Linked DNA regions of Homo sapiens: region 1 is linked to region 2. Evidence: chromatin loops called from intact Hi-C (ENCODE). Cell type or tissue: IMR-90. All regions are shown on one strand. Links, peaks and the distances in the headings refer to the core of each region. The heading gives the core; the rest is flanking DNA.

Evidence for each region. Hi-C counts contacts between places; a loop is a spot of excess contacts. Peaks named below come from ENCODE experiments on the same cell type or tissue, not always from the same donor. Only the 100,000 strongest peaks of a DNase experiment are listed, where the experiment ranks them.
Region 1: a loop joins it to region 2, with 17 times the contacts of the local background. A loop is called at or near these places in 17 of 110 quality-filtered maps.

The regions. Positions count from the first base shown.
Region 1 is chr12:50,128,107-50,136,106 of GRCh38, reverse strand. It overlaps CERS5 (ceramide synthase 5), which reads left to right. Exons shown (of 10, transcript NM_147190.5): 7 at 38-166; 8 at 269-375; 9 at 1,405-1,561; 10 at 5,413-6,818. The coding sequence ends at 5,562. Among named protein-coding and RNA genes, the nearest start is that of COX14, 20 kb to the right of the region's middle. In IMR-90, for the core only: a CTCF peak has its summit at 3,398 (motif pointing left); a DNase peak (open chromatin) is centred at 3,386; H3K27ac peaks cover 161 bases.
Region 2 is chr12:50,308,764-50,320,832 of GRCh38, reverse strand. No RefSeq gene overlaps it. Among named protein-coding and RNA genes, the nearest start is that of LIMA1, 31 kb to the right of the region's middle. In IMR-90, for the core only: a CTCF peak has its summit at 5,948; DNase peaks (open chromatin) are centred at 5,962 and 8,382; H3K27ac peaks cover 953 bases.

The DNA.
Region 1 (8,000 bases), core at 1-8,000, 180 kb after region 2:
GCTTTTACCTCCCTCTTCTATTTCCATTCCTTCCTAGGACTTCCTGATCATGTTTGTGCATCACTTGGTCACCATTGGGCTTATCTCCTTCTCCTACATCAACAATATGGTTCGAGTGGGAACTCTGATCATGTGTCTACATGATGTCTCAGACTTCTTGCTGGAGGTAAAAACCCAATCTCTCTTTCTCCATCTTCTTCTTCTCTTCTTTTCTTCCTATGTGAGGAATGACTTTCTCCCCAGCTCAATTCTTTCTTCCTTTCTCCAGGCAGCCAAACTGGCCAATTATGCCAAGTATCAGCGGCTCTGTGACACCCTTTTTGTGATCTTCAGTGCTGTTTTTATGGTTACACGACTAGGAATCTATCCATTCTGGTAAGTGGTAGGGCTGTAGAGTTGTGGTAGGTATGAGCCTAATGATACCTTTTTGCCAATTCTCATTTTGCCCATTCAGTTTTTCTGTTCTATTCTATTCTACTTTCGCCAATAGAACACAAGAACCCTATTGCCCTGCTTTTACCTTAGCCTGTGCTGACCTTCTGTGGACTCTCATAGGACCTCTGCTGCCTCAGACCGTATTTCTAGCAAGGTCGGATCCAGACTCAGAGTACCCGGCTTGGTTGGCTTCTCAGGACTGACTCATCTCTGAGGAACAGTCCTCATTTTATGCCTAAGTAATTCCTTTGACTTCTTTTGCACTGTTGATACAATTCTCAGTCCCTTCTTGCTTGTGTTCCTGCTCTGGTCCCAACCCTGACACACACACACACACACACACACACACACACACACACACACTCCTCTCTCTCTCTTCCTCCCTCTCCTCTCTCTCCCTCCCTCCCCTCTCTCCCTCCCTCCTCTCTCTCTCCCTCCCTGTCCTCCTCTCTCTCCCTCCCTCTCCTCTCTCTCTCTTCCTCCCTCTCCTCTCTCTCCCTCCCTCCCCTCTCTCTCCCTCCCTCCTCTCTCTCTCCCTCCCTCTCCTCTCTCTCCCTCCCTCCCTCTCCTCTCTCTCCCTGTCTCCTTTCACTTTTACATTCACTGCTCTATGGGAATCAGCTACCTACTGTCCTATCCTATATGTGCCTGAGGAGCTCAGTCATTCATAGGATTAGAGTCCCACTGCTGTCCTAATTTCGTGAAACTCTGGATATTTGAAGTGATTAATAATGTGACTTAATCCATCAGTTCCTAAGATTTATATATCTTTCTCTGTCCCTAAGGATAGAAAACACAACAGGCTCCTCCCTTTCTTTATTTTCTTACTGTGGATGACGGTCCCTGGAACTTCAGCTGATAAAAGGGCTGGTAGGAAAACACACAGGGCTCTGCATCCCCAGGACTCAGCTTCATCCCTGTCTGCTGAGCTTTGACTCTAGAATCTGACTATTGGCCTCCCTCTTCTAGGATTCTGAACACGACCCTCTTTGAGAGTTGGGAGATAATCGGGCCTTATGCTTCATGGTGGCTCCTCAATGGCCTGCTGCTGACCCTACAGCTTCTGCATGTCATCTGGTCCTACCTAATTGCACGGATTGCTTTGAAAGCCTTGATCAGGGGAAAGGTGAGGATGAAAGATGGCTTCTTTCTTTTGGGTATGGAAGATAGGGATTACTCAACAGACGTTCTCTCTCCATCAAACCTGGTGAGCCCCATCTACTCAAGCAGGCCAAGCAAAAAGCCTAGGGCTCCAAAGTCTTCGCCTCTTCGGTAAGTGTTTTGCCTTTTTTATTTTAGAGACAAGGTCTTGCTCTGTCACCCAGGCTGGAGTTCAGTGGCATGATCATAGCTTACTGCAGCCTCACACCTGGGCTTGGATTCTCCCACTGCAGCCTCCCAAGTAGCTGGGACTATAGGTGTGCACCACCACGCCTGGCTAATTTTCTTATTTTTTGTAGATAGGGTGTCACTATGTTACCCAGGCCAATGTCCAACTACTGGCCTCAAGCAGTCCTCCCACCACGGCTTCCCAAAGCGATGGAATTACAGGTGTGAGCCACCACACCAAGCCTGTTTTACCTTTTTTTTTTTTTTTTTTCAGATGGAATCTCGCTCTGTTGCCCAGGCTGGAGTGCAATGTCACGATCTTGGCTCACCACAACCTCCACCTCCTGGGTTCAAGCGATTCTCCTGCCTCAGCCTCCCTAGTAGCTGGGATTACAGGCGCATGCCACCAGGCCTGGCTAATTTTTGTATTCTTAGTAGAAACGGGGTTTCACTATGTTGGCCAGGCTGGTCTCTAACTCCCGACCTTGTGATCTGCCCACCTTGGCCTCCCGAAGTGCTGGGATTACAGGCGTGAGCCACCGCACCTGGCCTGCCTGTTTTACCTTTTAAGATGTGACTTAGACGCAAGAGGAAAGTTCTACCTTCTTCCTGTCCCTTAGGAATGGCTTTTGTTAAAGGATGATAGGGTTAAGAGTTTTTTAAGAGATGGCCTCAACCATTTCCTACCCCTTACCTACCTGCTTCAGTGGATTTCATATTTTTCTTTTTGACATGGGGCCCTTTTCAAAGGAAATCATATGCAGAACCATATAAACTGTATAAAAGCAGATTGTTAAGTTGCCTAGAAGTGGTGTGTGGTAGTTCACAAGCCACCACAAGGTGACCATGCTGTGATATTCAAGATATGGTTTATATAAGGAACTAAATACCCACCTCACCCCACTAGTGTATGAGGCAAGTGTCCTAAGTGAATGGGTATGTAGTGTTTCAAATACCCATCTTATGCCAAGAGCGAAAGAAAGGTGCCACTTAATGATAAACTCATAATTGAACTTTGCAAGTTTTGAAGCAGTCAGACTGTAGTCAAAGGGCTAGGGATTTCAGCCTAAAGGAATACAGAATCCCAAGTGGGAGGGGCTCTGCTTGAGCAGGTACTGATACTAGGACCAAGTGATGGAATGTGGCCTAGATATTGATGATCTCCTGCATCATTATTCCTTATAGCTGCCATTGGCTCAGAACTTGCTCAGTGTGCCTGTGCATCTTGCTGTAGCTACTGGACATCTCTGTTCTCTCCTGCTTTTCTTTCCTGACTAGGTGACCTGTCCAGGAAGGATTAGACCCTGTACTCTCCACTCTTTCCTCACCTCCTTCCTTTTTTCTATGCCTGGCGGGAGCTGGACAGTTTCATCTCTTGCATGTAAGTGTATCTGTGCTTCTAGTATTCAGTGAGGCATGTCCATCTGAATGTGGTTCTCTTTCCTCCTGCTCTCCTTTCTGTTCCCTTGTGTTTGTCTCAGAGCATGCCCTCTCTCCTGACTTTTCGGGGCCATTATTGACTAGAGCTGCAGTTGCCAGATTTTTTCCTAAACTGAGGCAAGAATTGAGTCTACTTTTTTTTGTTTTTCTTGAGTCTCTGTTTACCTCAAATCTAGAGACACTCTGCCCTCTAGTGGAAATTTCCTAAAGGTCAGGTAATCAGTTAGTCATCTAAGTTCAGAGGCCAACAGCTATAATCAACTGTAGAAGACCCATCCAACACAAATTCAAGGAGCTGATCCAAAGCAAATGCCCACCTCCTTGGCAACAGTTGTTACAGCTGTGTTCCTTTTCACTTCCTTCTCTCCTTTACTTAAACCACATTTATTATCCTTCAGTTCTGGAGGTCAGAAGTCCGACACAGGTCTCACTGGATTTCTGTTCTTTACTATTAGAGTCCAGGGTAATTTTTTTTTTTTAATTTTTATTTATTTATTTTTGAGACAGAGTTTAGCTCTTGTTGCCCAGGCTGGAGTGCAATGGCGTGATCTTGGCTCACTGCAACCTCTGCCTGCCCAGTTCAAGCGAGTCTCCTGCCTCAGCCTCCTGAGTAGCTGGGATTACAGGCATACGCCACCACGCCTGGCTAATTTTTTTGTATTTTTAGTAGAGACGGGGTTTCTTCATGTTGGTCTGGCTGGTCTCGAACTCCCGACCTCAGGTGATGCGCCCACTTCAGCCTCCCAAAGTGCTGGGATTACAGGCGTAAGCCACCATGCTCGGCCCTTTTTTTTTTTAGAGACAAGGTTTTGCTCCATTGCCCAGGCTGGAGTACAGTGGCGCAATCATGGCTCACTGCAGCCTCGACCTCCTGGGCTCAAGAGATGCTCCTGCCTCAGCCTCCCAAGTAGCTAGGACTACAGGTGCATGTCACCATGCCCAACTGATTTTGTCATTTTTTATTTTTTGTAGAGACAGGGCTCTCTCCATGTTGCCCAGGCTGGTCTCAAACTCTTGGGCTCAAGCTGTCCTCCTCCCTCAGCCTCCCAAAGTGCTAGGATTATAGGTGTAAGCCACTGTGCCTGGCTCATGGTGGAGAAATTGAAATACTTTGCTTGATATGCAGGATAGTTTAGATTAGGAAATGCTGCTGTAATCCAAATGCTTCATTTGAAAATAATACAAAACAAAAAAACCCAGGTTAATAAGCATTCACAGATGGTAGCATGATTAGAACTGGGATTCTTTTCTCATTGACTGCCAATCCATTTGTGTTTTCACTATACTGTGTATCTTGGGGATGCTGAAGTTTCTTTTTTTTTTTCTTTTTTTTTTTTTTTTTTTGAGATGGAGTCTCACTCTGTCGCCCACGCTGGAGTGCAGTGGCACGATCTCAGCTCACTGCAACCTCCACCTCCGGGGTTCAAGAGATTCTCCTGCCTCAGCCTCCTGAGTAGCTGGGATTACAGGTGCGCGCCACCACACCCGGCTAATTTTTGTATTTTTAGTAGAGACAGGGTTTCTCCATGTTGCTCAGGCTGGTCTCAAACTCCTGACCTTGTGATCCGCCTGCCTCGGCCTCCCAAAGTGCTGGGATTACAGGCGTGAGCCACCACGCCCAGCCAGGGATGCTGAAGTTTCATAAGAAAAGTGATCTTGCTATTGGGAAAGGGAAGAAGATTGGAAAACAGTGTCATAGGATAGTGGTAGTTGAGCCCAGGAGTGGGAAACTACTAAAAAAGGCCTGTTATGGATCAGCTTTGGGGATAAAGCAAAACAGCATAACCAATACGAATAAATGCATTGTCCACAACCACCAGAAGATAGAAGCATTGCTGACAGTCATACGTATTGTTCGTGTTGGCCTTCCCTGTTCTTTGAAGTGGAAGAAGAGAAAGGGTGTCTGAAACCTAAACCAGGTCTCAGTGAATGATGTCAGTTCTCTTAGGCTGGTCCTGAAAGACACACTCCTCTACCAAAGTAGCTTCAATTCCACAGAGAACAGAATTGGAGATGACAAGGGAGAAAACTAGAAAGCAGGTAAAGCATAGTCACAACAGTAGCCATAGTCCAGACAATACTTCTTTGAGTTAGATGTCATCAGAAAGCAGACCAGACTGGGAACACAGTGCCCACACCTGGGTCTCTGAGCTTAGGTGTCTTACAGTTCTTTCCTCACTTTTCTGTCTTTGGTCTCATCCCACCCAGGTATCGAAGGATGATCGCAGTGATGTGGAGAGCAGCTCAGAGGAAGAAGATGTGACCACCTGCACAAAAAGTCCCTGTGACAGTAGCTCCAGCAATGGTGCCAATCGGGTGAATGGTCACATGGGAGGCAGCTACTGGGCTGAAGAGTAAGGTGGTTGCTATAGGGACTTCAGCACACATGGACTTGTAGGGCCACTGGCAACATACTCCTCTTGGCCCTTCCCATATCTACTCTTCTGTGATTGGGAGACTGCAAGGCACTGAGGAGTATCAAAGAAGCAAATATTTTCACTTTGAAAGAAAACTGCCATTTTGTATTTAATAGCCTCCAGGTTCTTTCAGTAATGTTATTTGCTCTGTGTGTTTTTGTGTGTTTGTTGATGTGCGTTTGTGCATATGCGTGAGTTTCATTGCCGGGGTTGGGGCACAATTGTGGACTGGGGCCATGAGGCCTTCCCTGGTCCCCACTGAACCCACCTTAGTTCCACATTTGGCTGCATCTTGAATTATGCCAACTCCAGACTTCTCCTTCTTTTTTGCCCTTGGCTCTTGACACTCTAAACCCCTGGACCATCTGAATGGAGCAGCCAAGTTCAGTCCCACATTTCTGTACTGTTCCTCTTTCACAGCTGGAATATGTCACATGATGAAGTTGTATAGAAACAGAACCATGGATGGATGGCCAGGATTGCCGTGGTCCCTAGCTAGATCCCCTTCCTATCAATCACCTGATAGCAACAGGGACAGCTGCCAATACCCTGCTCTTTACTCAATGGTACCCAGGGAGGGAGCATGGGAAGAGGGTGAGCTGAGGGCTGGAGGAGGGCAACAGCCACTGGGTGAGCTGTTCACGGTCTTATACTATTGTTTGTTTGTGATTAAAAGTGCTTCAACCCACCTCTACTGTCTCAACCTCTTCAGTGACTCTATCCGCAGTTTCCTGAATCCATAAGCTAATTAAGAGCTTTTCCAGGTCTGATTCAGAAGGCCCTGGACACCAAATTTTTCCTTTCTGTGCATGGTAGGAAGAGTCAGCCAGGGTGCTTACATTTTAGAGCTTTATGTTTTTTAAGAAAAAGAAGAATCACTTGAACCTGGGAGGCAGAGGTTGCAGCGAGCCAAGATCGTGCCACTGCACTCCAGCCTGGGCGACAGACCGAGACTCTGTCTAAAAAAAAAAAAAAAAAAAAAAATTAGGTCATACTTTTAGTTCCTCAACTTGCTATATTGAATAGACTAATATTGTTGTGAAATATGAATGAATATGCTTTTGAAAGTCAGATGAGAAATGTATTTTGCCTTCTGAAATTTGAACAATTGCCTTGTTAATACAAACTGGATTGGTTGGTGTAGCTAATCTGACAAAAGATGCAATTGGATAAAACAATAATAAAAATAATAACTAACACATGACTCATTACATGCTAGGCACTGTATTAAACACATATGACAACAGGAGGCAAAAAGAGGTTAACTTGCTAAGGTCAAGCAGCTAGTAAGGAGTCAAACCCTTACTATTCCTATCTTATTTACCATCCCTCTCTATTCCTAACCACCGTACTATCTATACCATAATCTAATTAACCGCTCTGCAGTGTCTACCAGCACTTCCCAAGATTTCATGAGGAAGATTAGATGTTGCAGAAACATTCAGCGAAAGGCACAGACTGATTATATTAGTTTGCATTGGATAAATGAATTATTAAGATGAGGGCCAACTATCAGAACAGAATCTTGTTCTGAGAAGGAACTGTGTGCATATGGTTGGGGTGGAGGTGACAGGTAGGGTTCTAGAGAGTTTGAATACAGAGCTAGAAGATAACCGTTATTGGTGCTGCAAGACTGTCATAAAACCAGTTTTGTAGATGGCCTGGAGGGACCCAAATTAGTGGAGTAGGTTAGATACAGACTAACATCATCTATACCAGAGAACCAGGAGTATTTTTAAAAGAAGGCGTTACCTCTCATCTATTGGCTATAAAAGGGTTTTAACTTTATTATTATTCTTTTTTATTAGAGATAGGGTCTCACTCTGTCACCCAGGCTGGAATGCAGTGGCTTGATCATAGCTCACTGCAGCCTCGATCTCCTGGGCTCAAACGATCCTCCTGCCTCCCAAGTAGCTTTATTATTAACTGAAAAACGACTTATGTTTGTATAGTGCTTTACTGCTTAGAAAGTGATTTTTTTTTTTTTTTTTTTTTTTGAGACAGAGTCTTGCTCTGTCGCCAGGCTGGAGTACAATGGCACAATCTCGGTTCATCTTCAAGTGATTTTCCTGCCTCAGCCTCCTGACTAGCTGGGACCACAGGTGCGTGCCACCATACCTGGCTAATTTTTATGTTTTTAGTAGAGATGGGGTTTCCCCATGTTGGTCAGGCTGGTCTTGAACTCCTAACCTCAAGTGATCCACCCATGCTGACCTCCCAACATTTTGGGATTATAGGTGTGAGCCACCACGCCTGGCAAAAGTGATTTCACATACAACAATAACTAAAAGGTTTGAAACACTTCTGTTAAAAAAAAAAAAAAAAGAAAAAAGAAAAGAAAAAGAAAGAAAAAACACTGGCTGAGCCAAGTATGTTAAA
Region 2 (12,069 bases), core at 2,467-10,466:
AAATTAAGTATGAACAGATAAATATCTATAAATAAATTGGTAATTAAAGACCTTATCCAAAGAAAAAAGCTTTAGGCGGATCAGGTTTTACAGTGAGTTTTACCAAGACTTCAAAGAACAAATAATCCTTTTAACAAATAAGTTTTTCTAGAAAAGAGGAGAAGCTGCTTTACTCTTTATTTCAAAATCAGATTAAGACCATATAAGAAAAGAGAATCATATACTCAAGTTACTGGCTGGGTGCGGTGGCTCACGCCTGTTATCCCAGTACTTTGGGAGGCCTAGGCGGGTGGATCACTTGAGGCCAAAAGTTCAAGACCAGCCTGGCCAACATTGTCTTTATGACCAGGCTGGCCAAACTCTGTCTCTATGAAAAATACAAAACAAAATTAGCTACTCAGGAGGCAAAGCACAAAAATCGCTTGAACGTGGGAGGCGGAGGTTGCAGTCAACTGAAATCTTGCCACTGCACTCCAACCTGGGAGACAGAGCGAGACTCTATTTAAAACAATAAATAAATAAACTGAAGTCACCGATGGAAATAGATTTTTTAAAAAGATGCACATAAATATCCAACTGAACCCAACAATTAAGGTTTTCTTCCAGGAATACAAGAATGGCTTAACATGAGACAACTATCTATCTAATTAACTGGATCTATGAATTAAAGAAGGAAAATCACATGATCATCCCAAGAGGTACAGAATAAAAACATCTAATAAACATTTACGTTTTAAAATTCTTTATAAATGGCCAACACAGTGAAACCCCGTCTCTACTAAAAATACAAAAAATTAGCCAGGCGTAGTGGTGGGCACCTGTAATTCTAGCTACTCGGGAGGCTGAGGCAGGAGAATTGCTTGAACCTGGGAGGAGGAGGTTGCAGTGAGCCGAGATCGTGCAATTGCACTCCAGCCAGGGCAACAAGAGTGAAACTGTCTCAAAAAAAAAAAAAAAAAAGAAAAATCTTTAGAAAAACAGAAATATTACTATATATAGCACAATACCTTTATCCTGAAAATTTTTTAACTTTGTGAAATGACACAAAAAAAGATCTTAAAAAAAAAAAAAAAAGGTCGGGCATGGTGGCTCACACCTGTAATCCCAGAACCTTGGGAGGCCGAGGTGGGTGGATCACCTGAGGTCAGGAGTTTGAGACCAGCCTAACCAATATGATGAAACCTCGTCTCTATTAAAAATACAAAAATTAGCCCGGTGTGGTGGCATGCGCCTGTAATCCCAGGCGCCAATCTGCAGTGAGCAGAGATGGCACCATTTCACTCCAGCCTGGGCAACAAGAGCAAAACTCCATCTCAAACAAAAAAGCAAAAAAACAAAAAAAAACACACATACAAAAACTACATTCTTAGATAAGACACCTTATCTTAGTAAAGATAATGATTCTCCCCAAATTAATCTATAAATTCAAATATATTAAATATATAGAAAATGGACTTTTTTTTCTTTTTTTCAGACAGACTGTCACTCTGTCACCTAGGTTGGAGTGCAGTGGTGTGATCTCGTCTCACTGCAACCTCTGCTTCCCAGGTTCAAGTGATTCTCCAGCCTTAGCCTCCTGAGTAGCTGGGATTAGTGTATATTTAGTAGAGACAGGGTTTCATCATGTTGGTCAGGCCAGTCTCCAACTCCTGGCCTCAAGTGATCAGCCTGCCTCGGCCTCCCAAAGTGCTGGGATTACAGGCGTGAGCCAGAAAATGTTTTTAAATGTTAAAAATGTTAGCTGGAACTTTTTCTAGCTGTGACAAACTCTTTCTAAAGTGATTACGGAAAAGTAGTCAATGAAAAGATAAGTCAATTTCAAAAAAGGAGGTTAAAAGGGGAATAATAGGCCAGGTGTGGTGGCTCACACCTGTAATCCCAGCACTTTGGGAGGCTGAGACAGGCGGATCATGAGGTCAGGAGTTCGAGACCAGCCTGGCCAACATGGTGACTCTACTAAAAATACAAAAATTAGCCGGGCATGGTGGTATGTGCCTGGAATCCCAGCTACTCAGGAGGCTGAGGTTGCAGTGAACTGAGATCGTGCCATTACATTCCAGCCTGGGCAATAGAGTGAGACTCTGTCTCAAAAACAACAACAACAACAAAAAACAGGGGGGTGATAATAACAACTATTAAGACCTAACACACTATAGAAATTTTTTAAAACCCAGTGAGATAGACACAAGGACAAATAAACCAATGGAACAGATAGAAAATTCAGGATAGATCCATGATACATAGAACTTCACATGAAAAAGGTGGCATCATAAAGGTGGCAAAGGCGTCTTTATGACAAAAAGCCAGATTGTTTAGAAATTATGTGGATAGGCCGGGTGCAGTGGCTCATGCCTGTAATCCCAGAACTTTGGGAGGCCAAGGCAGGTGGATCGCCTGAGGTCAGGAGTTCAAGACCAGCCTGGCCAACATGGTGAAACCCCATCTCCACTAAAAACACAAAAATTAGCTGGGTGTGGTGGCTCATGCCTGTAATCTCAGCTACTTGAGAGGCTGAGGCTTGAGGATCCGGGAGGCAGAGGTTGCAGTGAGCCAAGATCGTGCCACTGCACTCTAGCCTGGGTGATAGAGCATGACTCTGTTGCAAAAAAAAGAAAAAAGAAAAGAAATTATGTTGATAAAACTGGTTTGTAATATGAAGAAAATTAAGTTAGAGCCTTACCTCACACTAAAGGTGAATTTCAGATGGATTAAAGCTATAAAGAACCAGGCCAGGCACGGTGGCTCACACCTGTAATCCCAGCAATTTTGGAGGCCGAGGCAGACAAATCACCTGAGGTCCGGAGTTGGAGACCAGCCTGGCCAACATGATGAAACCCCGTCTCTACTAAAAATACAAAAAATTAGCTGGGTGTGGTGGCAGGTGCCTGTAATCCCAGCTACTCTGGAGGCTGAGGCAGGAGAATCGCTTGAACCCAGGAGGCAGAGGTTGCAGTGAGCCGACATCATGCCATTGAACTCCAGCCTGGGCAACATGAGTGAAACTCCATCTCAAAAAAAAAAAAAAAGAAAAAAGATATAAAGAAACAGAGGGGCACAGTGGCGTGAGCCTGTAATCCCAACACTTTGGGAGGCTGAAAGGGAAGGATCACTTGAACCCAGGAGTTTGAGACCAGCCTGGTAAACATGGTGAGACCCCATCTCTCTTAAAAAGAAAAAAATTAAATTTAAAAATATATATAAAGGAAAAAGTAAACCACAAAGCTAATGGAAGATAATGAATTCTTATCCATGGGTAAAAAAAGTATAATATGTTTGTGACTTAGCATGAGAGCATGAGGAAAGGTTTCTTAAACAAGATACCAAAATACAAAATTTAAGGCTGAAAGTTAATGAATTATTTACTAGCATGGCAAATTTAAGAGGTGGTTAATACCAAATCTTAGCATGAATTTGGGAGGAGACTGACCTCTTGTGCACTGCAAAAGGAACTGTAAACTATCTTAATTGTTCTGGAAATACTCTGGATGTGCTTGGTAAAGTTAAGTGTGTGTGTGTGTGTGTGTGCTCTGTCACCCCAAGATCCCATCTCCTGGGTATATGTCCTAGAAAAATTGTCATGTGGCTTACCACAGTAACACATACAAGCGTTTATCCAGCTCTCCCAATGATAGCAGGGAAGTGGAAGCAACCCAGGTGTTTTTTGTTTGTTTGTTTGTTTGTTTGTTTGTTTGTTTTTTGAAAGAGGGTCTCGCTCTGTCTCCCAGGCTGGAGTGCAATGGCACAGTTTCGGCTCACTGCAGCCTTGACCTCCTGGCGATCCTCCCACCTCAGCCTCTTGAATAGCTGGGACTACAGGCATGCACAAGCACACTGGGCTAATTTTTTTATTTTTTTGTGGAGACAGTATTTCACCATGTTGCCCAGGCTGGTCTCAAAGTCCTGGGCTCAAGTGATCCACCCACCTCAGCCTCCCAAAGTGCTGGGATTACAGGTGTGAGCCACCGTGCCTGGCCCAGCCCAAGTGTTTTTTGTTTTGTTTTTGTTTTTTGGTTTTTTTTTTTTTGAGACGAAGTCTCACTCTGTTGCCCAGGCTGGAGTGCAGTGGTGTGATCTCTGCTCACTGCAACCTCCACCTCCCAGGTTCAAGTGATTCTCCTGTCTCAGCCTCCCAAACAGCTGGGACTACAGGCACGTGCCACCATGCCTGGCTAATTTTTTGTATTTTTAGAGAGACGGGGTTTCACCACATTAGTCAGGATGGTCTCCATCTCCTGACCTCATGATCCGCCCACCTCGGCCTCCCAAAGTGCTGGGATTACAGGCATAAGCCACTGTGCCCGGTTGTCTTTTTTTTTTTTTTTTGAGACAGAGTGTCACTCTGTCGCTCAGGCTGGAGTGCAGTGGCGTGATCTTGGCTCACTGCAACCTCCGCCTCCTGGGTTCAAGTGATTCTCCTGCCTCAGCCTCCTGAGTAGCTGGGTTTACAGGCGTGCACCAACTCCTGGCCTCAAGTGAGGAGGATTTTTGTATTTTTGTATTTTTAGTAGAGACAGGGTTTCGCCATGTTGGTCAGGCTGGTCTCGAACTCCTGACATTGTAATCTGCCCACTTCAGCCTCCCAAAGTGCTGGCATTACAGGTGTGAGCCACCGCATCCGGCCAGCCCAAGTGTTTTAACCAACCAAGAATGGGTACCTAAAATAGGTGGATGCAAACTGTGAGAGAAATGTAACAACTAAAAGTAACAAACTAGGTGTACATATGGAGCACAGATGTAAACACAAATGCTAAATGAAAACAGGCTGGGCGCGGTGGTTCACGCCTATAATCCCAGCACTTTGGGAGGCCGTTTGAGTCCAGGAGTTCGAGACCAGCCTGGATAACGTGGCGAGATCCTGTCTTTACAAAAAATAAAAAAACTAAGCCGGACTTGGTGGCGCTTGCCTGAAATCCCAGCTATTTGGCAGGCTGAGGTGAAAGGATCACTTGAGCCTGTGAAGAGGGGATTGCAGTCAGCCATGATTGTACCAATGCACTCCAGCCTGGGTGATAGAGCAAGGCCCTGTCTTAAAAAAAAAAAAAAAAAAAAAAGGAAAAGAAAAAAGGATATTTAAAGCACAATACTATTTATACATATTAAATAGAAAGGCCAAGTGTGGTGACTCACGCCTGTAATCCCACCACTTTGGGAAGCCAAGGCAGGCAGATCACCTGAGATCAGGAGTTCCAGACCAGCCTGGCCAACATGATGAAAACCCGTCTCTACTAAAAACACAAAATTAGCCGGGTGTGGTGTCACACGCCTATAATCCCAGCTACTTGGGAGGCTGAGCCAGGAGAATGGCTTGAATCTGGGAGGGAGAGGTGGCAGTGAGCCGAGATTGTGCCACTGCACTCCAGCCTGGGTGACAGAGTGAGACTCAGTTTCAAAAAAAAAAAAAAAAGAAAGAAAGAAATACACCTTCTGGGTTCCGGTGACTCGTCCCAATCTCTTCCTAAAAACTATACAGAGCAAAAAGGACAGCAAATAAAAATTCCTACAACATATATTGACCAGCAAAAAAGATTGCTACAATCCGCAATATACATACAAGTTGGAAAAAATACCCTGGAAACCAGCCAGAACCCCCACAAGTGTGTAGACATCACTGGAGCTGCTTGAAAGAGTAGGGAATATGGAGGGTCTTAAACATTAATGGAACCTGATAACATCAACAAGTTTCACTCCCAGAAAAAGGTGCCCGACCCTTAGTGGGAACAGCCAAGAACTGGTCTGAAACCTGGCGTATCAGCACTGGCAACAGGAGTCATAAGGCTTGGAGAATTCATAGGAACAACAGTGGCAGTCTTGCGAAAGTGTGTCATTCGGGATAAAGAGGCACTTTGGAAAATAAAATAAATATTCCTGGTAATAAGTATCCCACTGAAAAAAACACTAGGAAAATCAGAGAGTTTGACTACAAGAAAGGCACACTATGACAACAGGAGAGGGAGCTCTTGAGCTAAAAAACCAAACCAGGAAAGACCCTCAAAACACATTCTCTTCTAAAGATCCATCTATTAAAAGCTGGTCCAGGCTGGGTGCAGTGGCTCAAGCTTGTAATCCCAGCACTTTGGGAGGCAGAGGTTGGGGGGGATCACCTGAGGATGGGAGTTCGAGACCAGCCTGACCAACATGGAGAAACCCCATCTCCACTAAAAATACAAAATTAGCTGGGCGTGGTGGTGCATGCCTGTAATCCCAGCTACTGGGGAGGCTGAGGCAGGAGAATCCCTTGAACCCGGGAGGCGGAGGTTGCAGTGAGCCAAGATCACACCATTGCACTCCAGCCTGGGCAACAAGAGTGAAACTCTGTCTCAAAAAAAAAAAAGCTGGTCCAGAAAAATCCAACATATTCAAATACGAGGCCAGGCATGGTGGCGTACACCTGTAATCCTAGCACTTTGGGAGGCCCAGGTGGGAGGATCACTTGAGGCCAGGAGTTTCAGACCAGCCTGGCCAACATGGTGAAACCCTGTCTCTACTAAAAATACAAAATTAGCCAAGTGTGGTAGCGGGTGCCTGTAATCCCAGCTACTTGGGAGGCTGAGGCATGAGAATCGCCTGAACCGAGAGATGGAGGTTGCAGTGAGCCAAGATCGCTGCCACTGCACTCCAGCCTGGGTGACAGAGCAAGACTGTCTCAGAAATAAACAAATAATAAATAAACTCAAATATGAATAATAATCACAACCAAAATTCAGTATCCCGGCCGGGCGTGGTGGCTCACGCCTCTAATCCCAGTGCTTTGGGAGGCTGAGGCCAGTGGATCACCTGAGGTCAGGAGTTTGAGACCAGCCTGGCCAACATGTTGAAACTCCATCTCTACAAAAAAATACAAAAAAATCATCCTGGTGTGGCAACACACACCTGTAATCCCAGCTACTCAGGAGGCTGAGGCAGGAGAATCGCTTGAACCTGGGAGGTGAAGGTTGCAGTGAGCTGAGATTGCACCACTGCACTCCAGCCTGGGTGACAGAGCAAGACTCTGTCTCAAAAAAAAAAAAAAGGAAAACAAACCAACAAAAAAATTCAGTATCCATACAAAGTTACAGTAAGAACAAAACCCCACAGAAACAAGAATCATAAGTTATGACAGGTGAAACTATACCAGAAAAAAATACTATCCCAAAACAGAAACCAAGACAAACTACAGGATACATAAGTGTAGTGGATGCTATGGTATGTTCCCTAAATACCCACTTCGGGACTGGAGCACTCATACTTCAAGTTGCTGGTAATGGTGGCTGAATCCTTCTCTGGGACTCAAAGGGAATCCCTCCACCCAAGGCAACACCCTGTCCCAAAGATCCATCTGCATGTAGTGACAGGTCCATGCCAAGATATAGAAGCCCTTGCCTCAGGGTGAGACAACTCTGACAGGGGATTCTGACTTGAAAGCTCCCCACGGGATTGGCTGAGATCTTTATTGCAACTGCATCATGGTCAGCGGTGTGCTGGAACTGGCTCCTACTGGCTTGTGAGAACCAATTGTTACGGTTTTAGGAATTTTGCAAGCAGGTTGTTAAACACAGCCATTATTAAAACTTAAATTACATATACTTAAAACTAAATAATATTCAAAACCAAGGTAATAAACACTCAATACATATTACTTTCTAATTATTTTACTACATGTACTATTATCTGTTCTTTAGAGATTGTCTATATATACCTGAAGGGGTGCTACTATGCATTTTTATTTTATTTTATTTTATTTTATTTTGAGATGGGTTCTTGCTTTGTTGCCCAGGATAGAGTGCAGTGGCACAATCATGGCTCACGCAATCCCCTCCTCCCAGGCTCAAGCAATCCTCCCATCTCAGGCTCCCAAGTAGCTGGGACTATAGGCAGGCACTACCATGCCCGGCTAATTATTTTATTTTATTTTTTAAATTTTATTTATTTATTTTTTGAGATGGAGTCTCACTCTGATGCCCAGGCTGGAGTGCAGTGGCGCAATCTCAGCTCACTGCAACCTCTGCCTCCCAGGTTCAAGCGATTCTCCTGCCTCAGCCTCCCAAGTAGCTGGGATTACAGACGGGCACCATCACGCCCAGCTAATGTTTGTATTTTTAATGGAGATGGGGTTTCACCGTGTTGGCCAGGCTGGTCTCAAACTCCTGACCTCAAGTGATCTGCCTGCCTCGGCCTCCCAAAGTGCTGGGATTACAGGCATGAGCCACCGCGCCAGGCCAAATTTTTTTATTTTTTTTGTAGAGAGAGGGTCTCGCCATGTTGTTCAGGCTGGTCTGAAACTCCTGAGCTCAGGTGATCCACCTGCCTTGGCCTCCCAAAGTGCTGGGATTAGCTACTATGCATTTCTTTCCAGCTCCATGTTCAGTAACATCATGTTGCCAATTTTCAGTTAGCCATGATATAAATATTTACACACTGATTGGGCGCGGTGACTCACGCCTGTAATCCCAGCCCTTTGGGAGGCCGAGGCGGGTGGATCACTTGAGGTCAGGAGTTTGAGATCAGCCTGGCCAACATGGTGAAACCCTGTCTCTACTAAAAATACAAAAAAAATTAGCTGGGCCTGGTGGCGGGTGCCTGTATGGAGGCAGAGGCCAGAGAATCTCTTGAACGTGGGGGGCAGAGGTTGCAGTGAGCCAAGATCACGCCACTTCACTCTAGCCTGGGCAAAAGAGTGAAACTCCATCTCAAAAAAAAGAAAGACATATTTATACACTGGAAATTGTCAAATGTTACAAATCAAAGCTTTCCTCCCCCAAGAGCCAGTTGTTAACTATTTACTAGCACATCACTGATTACAGTTCAGCTGTTACTCTTGTCCAATCCTCCTCCTTTCACTTTGTCACAACTGTCGATTCCAAATGTGTACATGTCTCTGTCTTAGAATCTGCGTCCCAGAGAATGTGACCTCAATCAACAAAAAGAATAGTAAGGACCAAATATATAATGTGAGATATAGAGTGTGGAAATAAGAAAGGCCAAGAAAAATTAAAAAGATTAAAAAGATTGAAAACAAAGTGATAAAATAATCAAACCAGATCCAACATATGTATTTCTGGATGCCATGAAGAAGAAAACAAAAGTAATGGAATAGAATTAATATTTACAACTATAATTCAATTAACACTTTGGGTGGAGGTGGGAGAAGACATGACTCTACATACTGGAAGAGCAAACCATGCATCAAATAAAATAAACCCAAATTGGTTAACTCTAAGATATATCCTAGAAAACTATTATTCTTTAGTCCTTTATGTTTTTAAGACAGGGTTTTGCTGTGTTGCCCAGGTTACAGTGCAGTGGCAGAATCATGGCTCACTGCCGCCTCAACCTTCCAGGCTGAAGCGATTCTCCTACCTCGGCCTCCCAAGTAGCTGGGACCACAGGTCCATGCCACCATGCCTGGCTAGTTTTTCATTTCTTCTTTTCTTTTTTTTTTTTTCTGAGACGGAGTCTTGCTCTGTCGCCCAGGCTGGAGTGCAGTGCTGCGATCTCGGCTCACTGCAACCTCCACCTCCCGGGTTCAAGCAATTCTCTGCCTCAGCCTTCTGAGTAGCTGGGACTACAGGCGCCCGCCACTACACCTGGCTAATTTTTGTATTTTTAGTAGAGATGGGGTTTCACCATATTGGCCAGGCTGGTCTTGAACTCCTGACCTCATGATCCACCCACCTCAGCCTCCCAAAGTGCTGAGATTACAGGCGTGAGCGACCCCACCCAGCCTGGCTAATTTTTTTTTTTTTTAAGTCAAGATCTCACTCTGTTGCTCAGGCTGGAGTGCAGTGGTGTGATCATAGCTCACTGCAACCTCAAACTCCTGGGCTCAAGCCATCCTCCTGCCTCAGCCTCCCAACTAACTAGGACTACAGGCACATGCCACTACACCCAGCTAATTTTTTTTATTTTTACTCTTGCTATGTTGCCGAGGTTAGTCTTGAACTCCTGGGCTAAAGCAATCCTCCCACCTCAGCCTCTCGATGCTGGGATTACAGGCATGAGCCACAACACTCAGCCTAATTTTTAAATTTTTGGTAAAGACAGGGTCTTCTTATGTTGCCCAGGCTGGTCTCAACCTGAGCTCAAGTGATCCTCCTGCTTCAGCTTCCCAAAGTGCTGTGATGATAGGCATGAGCCACCACACCTGGCCAACTATTATACTTTAATACAAAGAAAAAAAATTACCTGTGCTTCCTGGCAAAAAGATCAAGTTACCTTCTAAGGATATCAAACCAGTTTGGCATCAGAGCTCTCAACAATACTCAAAGCCAGAAAATAGTAAAGCAACATCTACAATTGAATGAAGGGAAAAAATGTGCACCAGGGATTCTAAATGCCAACAAACTGTCCTACAAGTAGCAAGGCTATAGAAAAAAAGTCTTCAGTGTGCTAAACATCAGGGACTATTATACTCATTAGTCCTTCATGCAAACAAACTGCACCCAACTAAGAAAGGACTGAGAAAACTTCAGCAAAGAGACTGATGGCGAGTGTTGAATATATTTAGCTGAATATCCAAGACTAAAACACAAGTGGAGATATGAATAGTGATGCGGTTCAGAACACTCTACCTCTTGGCATTTGAGAAAACAGCAGAAACATGATCACTCTCACTTTTCTCTCACCCTTCTCCCCAGAAGCAGGTCACAAAACCCTCATGTGAGAGGTACCCTCCCTATGCCCAGAGGAAGGGAACATCCTTATCTCTGAAGACAGAGGGACATAGGAGAGAATCTGAACAAACAGACCTTGCTGAGTTTCTCCGAATTTTTTCCCATTAGTTCATACCCCTTTCTCCTCCAATCATATTTCCCCTTGACTGTTCACATTCCATCAAACTGAGCATAAAACATACAATTTTCCCTGTTTCTTTGGGTCTTCATTTCTGAAGGCTCCTGTGTCATGTAAAGACTTGTGAGATAAATTTCCATGCTTTTCTCTTGTTAATTTGGCTTTTGTTATAGGGATCTCAGCCATGTACCCAGTAACAGGTGAGAAAATAAATCTTTCTTCCCCTGCAATTGTATATAAATTTTATATGCTCTGACAATTTAGTAATTAAACAAAAAAAGAGAGAGAGAGAGAGAGAAGGAGTATAGGCTGGGTGCGGTGGCTCACACCTGTAATCCCAGCACTTTGGGAGGCTGAGGCGGGTGGATCACCTGAGGTCAGGAATTCAAGACCAGCCTGGCCAACATGATGAAATCCCTTCTCTACTAAAAACACAAAAAATTAGCTGGGCGTGGTGGCAGACGCCTGTAATCCCAGCTACTCGGGAGGCTGAGGCAAGAGAATTGCTTGAACCTGAGAGGCAGAGGTTGCAGTGAGCCAAGATCATGCCACTGCACTCCAGCCTGGGGGACAAGAGCGAAAACTTTGTCTCAAAAAACAAAACAAAACAAAAAAAGGAGTATAAAGAAGTAGAACTGGGGCTAGGCACAGTGGCTCCTGCCTGAAATCCCAGCACTGTGGGAGGCCAAGGTGGGCAGATCACTTGAGGTCAGGAGTTTGAGACCAGCCCGGCCAACATGGTGAAACCCCGTCTCTATTAAAAATACAAAAATTTGGCCGGGAGTGGTGGCTCACACCTGTAATCCCAGCACTTTGGGAGGCCAAGGCGGGTGGATCACGAGGTCAGGAGATGGAGACCATCCTGGCTAACACGATGAAACCCTGTCTCTACCAAAAAATACAAAAAAAGTTAGCCAGGCATGGTGGCGGGCGCCTGTAGTCCCAGCTACTCGGGAGACTGAGGCAGGAGAATGGCCGGAACCCGGGAGGCGGAGCTTCCAGTGAGCCGAGATCGCGCCACTGCACTCCAGCCTGGGTGACAGAGTGAGACTCCGCCTCAAAAAAAAAAAAAAATTAGCTAGGCATGGTGGTGCGTGACTGTAATCCCAGCTACTCAGGAGGCTGAGGCAGAAGAATCGCTCGAACCTGGGAGGCGGAGGTTGCAGAGAGATGAGATCGCACCACTACACTCCAGTCTGTGCAACAGAGGGAAACTCCATTTCAAAAAAAAAAAAAAAAAAGTAGAATTGGCTCATTGATTATCTCATAAGTAAAAAGTAGGGATAAATGATGTCATTTAAG